Regions from separate parts of the Mus musculus genome. Here all the other regions are linked to region 1. A link is a contact called in ENCODE POLR2A ChIA-PET data. All regions are on one chromosome and are shown on one strand. The core of a region is the stretch at or near the end of the contact, and the rest is flanking DNA. Distances in the headings are between cores, read along the strand shown. Region 1 holds the start of Rras (related RAS viral (r-ras) oncogene). Region 2 holds the start of Ap2a1 (adaptor-related protein complex 2, alpha 1 subunit). Region 3 holds the start of Rcn3 (reticulocalbin 3, EF-hand calcium binding domain).

Region 1 (2,700 bases), core at 79-2,578:
GCTTGGAACTTGCTGCTGTCTTTCTGCTTCTGTTTCCCCAGTGCTGGGACTCGTCAGTTATCATGCCCAGCTTCTAAAATTATTTATTGGGGGGGGGGAACTAGAGATTGAATTTAAATGCTCATACATGGTAGACAAACGTTCTATGTTATCACTAAACTATATCTATAGTCCTCTTTTCGTTTGTTTGTTTTGAGATAAGTTCATTCTAAGATGTCCAGAATAGGCTTTAACTTAAAATAATCTCCATTAAATTCAGAACTCAGGAGTCAAACCAGAGCTCCTTTACTCAGGACAGGAAAATCCAAACTCTGAGTCTTCTGGTTCAGAGCAGATGAGTGAAGACTCATTTCCCTCTTCCTTGGGACTCTGGAATTTCAATCCTCTTCCCTTTCAGGACGTCAATACCATATCTTACATAAATGTAAGTGCTAAATTCTTCCACAACCCTCCCGGAGCACTCATGCCCTCGAACTCAGAATTCTGGGTCCCCAGACTCTCCATCCTTTGGCCCCATGAGTCCAGACTCCCAGCTTTCCCAGTAGTAGTAAGGAGCCCCTCCCGACCCCCTGGACCGGAGTCGGACCGGAGAAATCTAAGTCTCTAACTCAATACTCTCGTAGGAACCAGTGTCTGAGCTATCAACCGCATCCTTCCAAAGCCCAGAAATCCTGGCTGTCGGCCCTTCTAGACCCGGACTTCCCGACTAGGATGAACTGGCTCATGGATTAGGAATGTGGTGATCTCACAGCCCGTCCTGCCCAGTTACCCTGCTGTCCCCCTCCAGGGCCCCAGCTCCCCTCCCAGTCTATCTTCCGTTTGGCTGGGACAGCGGGAACCGGAAGCCTAAGTCCATAGACAGGCCGAGACGCCAGCCTCTAGAACGAAGCTGGGGCAGAGAACTTGGCGACAATCCCAGGGAGGAGGCGGAGATTAATTTTGAGACCTGTGCTGTCCTAAGATCTCCCTATATACGGCCCTGAGAAGGAGCCCCAAGCCACACCTACCAGAAACAGTGGTCCTTAGATAATAACTACCGCAACATTTAATTTGCATATCCCCGCCCCGAAGAAAACTTTTTCGCCCAAAGATGGGGTTTATTAGCATAGCTCCTCCCAAAGGCGGACTGCAGGAGGAGAGCTCGTGGCTGTGCTTAGGGTGGACACAGGGTCATTAGCATATCCCCACCCCTCTTGGAATTCCCCGTTTTTGCAACCTTGTTTCCCCTACCCTTATTAGTCTAGCTCCTCCCTCACTCTGGCCTCGCCTCCTCCAGAAGCATCCGGAGACTCGTGTCCTCTGGCCAAAGCTCATGTTTATGCAGTATTATTAGCATAACCCACCCCTTGGTCTCTCCTGACTCCCCCTAGGCGGTAGCGGCGGCAGCAGCAGCGGTGGCGACATGAGCAGCGGGGCGGCGTCCGGGACTGGGCGGGGGCGGCCCCGGGGCGGGGGGCCGGGACCCAGGGACCCCCCGCCCGGCGAGACTCACAAGCTGGTGGTCGTAGGCGGCGGCGGCGTGGGCAAGAGCGCGCTGACCATCCAGTTCATCCAGGTAGTGGGCCCTCACCGGGGAGGGTTTCCCCGAGATCGAGACTTTGAGCCCTTTGGGTTCCCTGAAACTTTCGCTTCTCCCAGAACCATCATTAAGACCCTCCTAAGAGGATCTCTAACCCTCTGATTGCGACTCCAAATGCCCAGGGCCTCCACCCCCTTCATGAGGGGAAGCTTTCTCCTAATATGTCCTGGGACAAATCACCCTCCTAGAGGTACCTGAGAGCCCTCATCCTAGTCTGTCTAGCCCCGCTCACCAACTGGGAGTACCCTAAATTCCAAACAGTTGCTCCATTCAGACCCCAAGCACTCCCCGAGGCTCTAATCTCCTGATCATTGCCCAGACTTTGATTCTAAGACTCAGCTGGGACCACTCTGTCCTAAAACAGGCACCCTGTAACCCCTGCTTGAAGAGGATTTCCCTTCAGACCTGAGATTTCAGAAAGATCCTGCTACATGACCATCCTGGGAAAACACCAATATCTGGCATACCCCATTCTGCTAAATGCAGCCCCCCATCCTACCCCCAAGGAAAACCAACCATTTCTCCATCCTAAGTTCCCCACTCAAACTCCTTACCCTCAACCCTGAAAACTCTAAGTAGCTCCCATGTCATCTCCAGATTTAAAAAGAAAAGCATAGAACTCAGGTTTTTCACAGCCTCCAGAGACCTGTTACTTGGAAGGTTCTAGGTCCCATAAATAGACCTCTCCTACATCAGGAACCAACCCTCCAGGCTGTTCTCACCCTTGGGCATCTATTTACTTTGGGGTCCTAATCATCCCCCCACACACACCAAACCTCATCCTCTCCATTCCTTGCACCCCTTTTAGCCTCAGCCCTTAGCAAGCACTCTAGAGAGGAAGCCACCTTCAGCCTCAGCAGCCAAGTTCAGAAAATCCAGCCCAGCCCCGGAAACCTCCACCCAGTTCCCACGGGGAGCCTCCCCACATCAGGGCAACACTAGGAAAGTGAGGGCCCACTTGCTGTTGTAGAAGTTCCTGGGTGATGGACATTCACAGACTAGGAGCCTCCGGCAATGCCGTTGAGAAACCTACAGTGGGAAGAAAGAGTCCAAATTTGAGCCCCTAGCACCAAGGGCCAAACCTGGAGATGGCCAGAGGCCTGGTTGGAAGTAGCAGGACA
Region 2 (2,700 bases), core at 71-2,570, 88 kb before region 1:
CTAGAAGGGACTATGGTCCTCATATTGCTGTAATAAGCCAAAAAAGGCTTGGATCCAGGCCTGCCTTGTTCCCTTCCTCAGGGTACAAACTTCCCCTCCCCCAGCTTGATAGAGCTCTTCTCACAGAGCATTAAGATACCTTGCTTCCATCATAAACACTCACTCTGTGATACCTTCCCAGAGCCTGCTGGTATCTTAGGTTCCCCAAGACTTTATACTATAGTCCCTTATTTTTTACATGTAGCCTCTTCAATGCTGTCCTTGTTTGGGGGTGGGGGATTAGGGGGACGTTAGCTGTTTCAGACAGGGTCTCTCTGTGTAACCCTGGCTGTCATGGACTCACAGAGATCATCAGCCTACCTGTGTCTCAGAGGTAGTAGGATTAAAGGCCTGCACAAGTACACCTGGTGCCTTCCATGTCTTTTACACAATCTTCCATGTAGAGTCTTTTCATACATCATCCTCTGGTCCTCTGTCCCTTACCTCTTCATCTCTGGTCCTTCTGCTGTCCCCCCAACCTTATCATCTCTAGTTTCTCTGCTATGTCCTCACCTTATCATCTGGGGGCCCTATGGTGTTGTTCCTACCCTATCATCTCTGCTTCCTCTGCAGTTTCCCCACTTCCATCACTGATCCCTCTGCTGTCCCCCACCTTATCTTCTCTATCCTTCTGCTGTCACCCCATTTCTATTTCTGATTCCTCTGGTATCTCCCCACTTCATCATCTCTGGTTACCCTGATCCCCCCCCCCCCCCACACACACACACACACTTTATCATCTCGAGTCCCTCTGCTGTCTTCCCACTTTATTATATCTGGTCTTTCTGCTGTCCCCAATTATATCATCTCTGGTTCCTGGGCAGTTCCCCAACTTCTGGCCCCTGGCCCTAGGTGGTTGCCCGCCTCCCATCTCTTCTGCGTCCCTGATTTCCTCCATCTAGGCTCGAGATGGCACTGAATGACCTACCTAACCCGTTGCCCTATTCCCTCCACCTCCTCCCGCCACGTCCGCCCGCGCCATCCTGGTCCTTCCCGGGAGGACACCCCCGCGCTTCCCTGCTCCCTCCGCCCGGTCGCCGCGTGACCCCCGGGCCCCGGTCATGAGCTCACAGTTCCGGATGTCGGAGATGAACACGGCGAGCCCACGCATGCCATCGCCTTTGGATACAGCCGGCATGATGGCGGAGGGCTCGGCTCCAAGCCTGGCCGAACGGGCGCGGGGCTGGCTGGCGGCACCGGGCGGAAAGGACCCCAGACGGCGCCGAGGAGCCGGCCGGGGGAGGGCGGGCTAGCGGCGGGCTGGCTGCAGGCCGACGCCCCGCCTCAGACCCGCCCCTACGGATTGTCATCCGGGAACGTACGCCACTTGTTAGCTGAGAGCCCTGCCGCTCACAATAGAACGCCCGCCCTCCTCTCTCTCTGATTGGCTAAATAGTAAAGACACCAGGTGATGATTGGTGCAGTACCGGGCTATTTCCGTTCGGAGCAGGGAGGCAGGGGGCGTTGCCCTAGAGACGGGGGAGTTCGATGACACACTCTGGGACCGCCCCCTGAACGGCCGAGACCAACGCTAATTGGATGGACTACCAGCTCCGCGCCAGTAGGGCGGGATGTAAGAGGCCGAAGGAGGCGGAACTTCGGGAAAAGAAGACCAATGGGTGAGGAGATTGCTCTTCGCAAGGCTCTGCCGATTCGCCGGAAGCGTCATACTTCCGCCCTCGAAGGGGCGGTTGTGGGGGGCGGGCAAAAGGGCGACGATCCGTAGAGAAGGAAGGAGAAAGAAGCCCTGTCAGTTAGCTGAACTGCGATAGGTGGAGCGATGCCTGCAATTCCCTGCTGCAGAGAGGGGCTGGGCGAGGCGGTAGACCGTGAGGTGTCCACTACGCAGGCGCCTCCCTCTTCCCAGTCGGTCTCCACTCCCGAGCCCCGGCCTCGGGAGCATTCCCTTCCCTAAAAACAACGCCTGGAAATTTGACTTGTCTGCAAACCTCTTATCCATGAGAGGAGGGACTGCCGGTTAAGGATTGTTACCATAGACACTGAGGTCCAAAGAGATTGAGTGGCTTCCCCAAGACTACAGCTCAAAAATGGAAAACTGGGATTACTATTTTGGTTTTTAAACATTTTTCAATATAGGTTACTCTTTTTTCCTCCCTAAACCCCAGTACCGAAGACAATCTGCCTATAATGGTCATAAGATCAAAATTGCTTCCTCCATCAGTTCTGGAGAACCACTCAAGGAAAAGCCAGTTAAAGCCACAGCTGAGGACTGGGTCAGTTTGTTTTGCTTCCGACTCCCTAGGTTCTATGGTTCACTAGTTGCAGGGAAGTCAAAGCCCCCAGAACACCAATGCCCGGGGTTATTGAGAAATTTGGGGCAAAGGGACTTGGGAGAGTCCATGTCTATTATCCCCATGAACAAAACGGCACCCCTGACAGGCTTTTCTAATTTGACACCCCCAGAATGGGTCTAGAAGGTAGTTATGTCCTGGGACCTAGGAAGAGGCAGCACTGAGTCCTTGTGAATAGAAGGTAGTGTTCTGTGAGTTTGAGGCCAGCCTGATCTATGTAAACAGCTCCAGGATAGCCAGGACTACATGGAGAGTCCCTGTCTCAAAAACAGAAAAGGTTAAGGATGTAACGTTTAATCCCCCAGTGAGAGAATGGGTGTATGTGTGGCTCAGAGGTAGAGCCTCTGCC
Region 3 (2,700 bases), core at 79-2,578, 74 kb after region 1:
AGAAATTGCCATCACATTAAAGACGCAGATCTTTAATCTCAGCACTCGGGAGGCAGAGGCAGACGGATTTCTGAATTCAGGACCAGTCTCGTCTACAGAGTGAATTTCAGACTAGCTAGTTCCACAAATGAAATTCGATCTCAAAGTACTAATAACAATGAAAATAATCAAGCATATTTGCACGAGTGGCCTTCTTGTCCCGGGCCCATGCTGACTGTATCTGTCACCTAGAAACGGGGCAAGCCCGTCCAGTCCAGTTGGCATCACTCATCCCAGGTCAACCTGATCTCTGACCTTGGCATCTTCCTCAAATCCCTTGTCTTCAGTCTCTACCGAGAGTCGGCGTCCCGTTTAGAAGAGAGAAGAGGGAAGTCCAGACAGAGGCATAGGGGGGACTGAGGTAGAGGGGAACCCAGGGGTTGGTGACGCAGGTCCCCCACAGCCTCAGGTTTAGCTCCGCCTTCTCCCAGGAGGTGAGTGCCACAGTTTTGTCTTTTCAGTTAACTTCTCTCTCCCCACCTCCCACTTCTGCCCCGCTCCCCCGCCATCCTCCTACCCAAGTCGGGCCTGGCTTTCCTCTGGGCTGAGTTTGTCAAATTCCTTGGCCACGTCTCGTCCCAGGAACGCCTCATGGTCGTACTGGAAATTCCCGTGGGCGTCATCGTGGGGGGCCTCGCTCAGGGGGGTTCCATGATGGACCCTATCCTGGCCATGAGGTCCTGCATCAGGGGATGGCTTCCCGAGGGCCCAGTGCCTCAGCAGTAAGAGAAGCAACAGAAACGACCATCGCCACATCATCGGTTCCTGAGGAGAGGTGAGGACCAGCGGTCAGGGATAAGACTGGGGGCGGGGGGTGTCTGAACCAGAGATAATGTGGGAGAACTTTGAAGGGGGCGGAGTAGAGGAGGCTGCCTAAGGCAGGGCCGATAAAAGCGCAGGCTGCAAAAAGTTTTGGGCTCAAGAAAAGTCGGCAAAAAGAATAGAGAATTTAAAGGCAAAACAACCTCTGGGGGTGGAATCCGAGCCTCAGAGGAGTCTCAGAGCAGAAAGGGGGTATTTCAGTTAGAGACGTGGCGCATGTCCCACCCAAAGTTCAGGGCATGGTGGTGGCCGAAAGCATCATGCAGGCTCCTCTGTGCTGCCCCCAGGCTGGACCGCGACCCCCACCCTTCCACCCACCCCACCTTCACCCCACCATCACCCCACCACACCTCTGTTACCCGGCCTGAGTTAGCTCCCTACGCTGAGCTCTGCTTTCGCACAAAGATGCCCAACCTGGCCAGGTTCCAGTTAAGCTCCTCCACCAGCCGTCCAGAGGCTGCCGCCCTCTGACCAATGACTGCGCAGGAAAGCCTCAGGGGCGGAGCCAATGACGACCCCCTTGCCACGTCCACAAGGCCGAGCTCCAGACCCGAAGGCGTGGTGGGCGATAAGGCTGATATTGAACTACAACTCCCAGCAAACATATGGGCCGACTTGCACGACCACCTCCAGAGTCTCTGGCCCCAGGGGATTAAGGGGAATGTATTTTTTAAAAACTCTTTCCATTTCTTAGATCCGTTTCAGAAAAGAGGAGGTCGGGTTTGGTTGGCTCACTTGGGAGACAGAAGCAGTCTGTCTCTATGAGTTTGCCGCCAGCCAGGACGACGTAGAGAGACCCTTGTCTTTAAAAAAAAAAGGGGGGGGTGGGGGGGGAGCGCGGCTGGAGAGATGGCTCTGCAATTAAGAGCACTGACTGTTCTTCCAGAGGACCAGAGTTCAAGTCCCAGCAACCACATGGTGGCTAACCATCTGTAATGGAATCCAATGCCCTCTTCTGGTGTGTCTGAAGACAGCTGCAGTGTACTCAGATACATAAAATAAATAAATGTTAAAAAAAAAAAAAAAGAAAGAAGGAAGGAAAGAAAGAAAGAAAGAAAGAAAGAAAGAAAGAAAGAAAAGAAGGAAAAGAAAGAAAGGAAGGAAGGAAGGAAGGAAGGAAGGAAGGAAGGAAGGAAGGAAGGAAGAAAAAGAAGAGAAGCAATGCCTGGTACAGTGTAGGTATCACATACACAACTCGGTCTATAAAATGGCCAGGCTGCACGATAGCAATCAAGAGGTGTCTATATGATCTTTCCCAGACGCGTTCAATTTATTCCAGCTGCTTGAAACTTGAGAATAACGATGCACACACAGATTTGGGGCCAAATTTATGTGGAGATGGAAAACAACCATGTACATTAAGAAGGGAAACTGAAGCAGGCCACAAAAGCAGGGATCCATGGGAGGACATCGGGCCCAGGCTCCCTCAGGAGGCTCGGAGACAGTTCAGGAGGTCACACAGCCCGAAAGGCTGCAGTGGGCAGGGGGCCCGAGTCTGCATCAGGAAGTGGCTGGAAAGGCATTTGCACCTTGAGGTTCAGCTTCTGGGGGCAAGTTCCCACCAGGCAACAGGTCACCAGAGTCATCGCCGCTGAGAGAAAGCCATGGGGCTGAGAGAGAGGAACAGAGGTCAGCACAAGTATCTAAGGTCTCACCCACCCAACACACCTGACAGGGTCACGCTATGGTCTCTGTTCCCATCTCTTTTCCCAGGGTGGTCAGGGACTCTTTTGTCTCTATTATCTCTCTGCCTCCCCTCTTTCTTTCTGAGTCGCTACTTCCTGCCACGACCCCCAATCCTGCACACGGCCCCTCCCTTCCCCAATCCTGCACACAGCT

The links. ChIA-PET counts read pairs that join two places held with the same protein, here RNA polymerase II (POLR2A).
Region 2: POLR2A ChIA-PET joins it to region 1 with 22 read pairs in embryonic stem cell. The contact joins the promoter of Ap2a1 here to the promoter of Rras in region 1. POLR2A ChIA-PET finds 5 or more read pairs at or near these places in 3 of 5 experiments (Patski and embryonic stem cell).
Region 3: POLR2A ChIA-PET joins it to region 1 with 12 read pairs in embryonic stem cell. The contact joins the promoter of Rcn3 here to the promoter of Rras in region 1. POLR2A ChIA-PET finds 5 or more read pairs at or near these places in 3 of 5 experiments (Patski and embryonic stem cell).

Annotation. Positions count from the first base shown.
Region 1 is chr7:45,016,614-45,019,313 of GRCm38, forward strand. Rras (related RAS viral (r-ras) oncogene) reads left to right here and starts at 1,329. Exons shown (of 6, transcript NM_009101.3): 1 at 1,329-1,555. The coding sequence starts at 1,403.
Region 2 is chr7:44,928,170-44,930,869 of GRCm38, forward strand. Ap2a1 (adaptor-related protein complex 2, alpha 1 subunit) reads right to left here and starts at 1,321. Exons shown (of 24, transcript NM_007458.2): 1 at 1,111-1,321. The coding sequence starts at 1,177. It also overlaps a transcript of Tsks not described here.
Region 3 is chr7:45,090,885-45,093,584 of GRCm38, forward strand. It overlaps Rcn3 (reticulocalbin 3, EF-hand calcium binding domain), which reads right to left and starts at 1,329. Exons shown (of 7, transcript NM_026555.2): 1 at 1,212-1,329; 2 at 557-804. The coding sequence starts at 798. It overlaps Fcgrt (Fc receptor, IgG, alpha chain transporter), which reads right to left. Exons shown (of 7, transcript NM_010189.3): 7 at 2,109-2,471. The coding sequence ends at 2,362.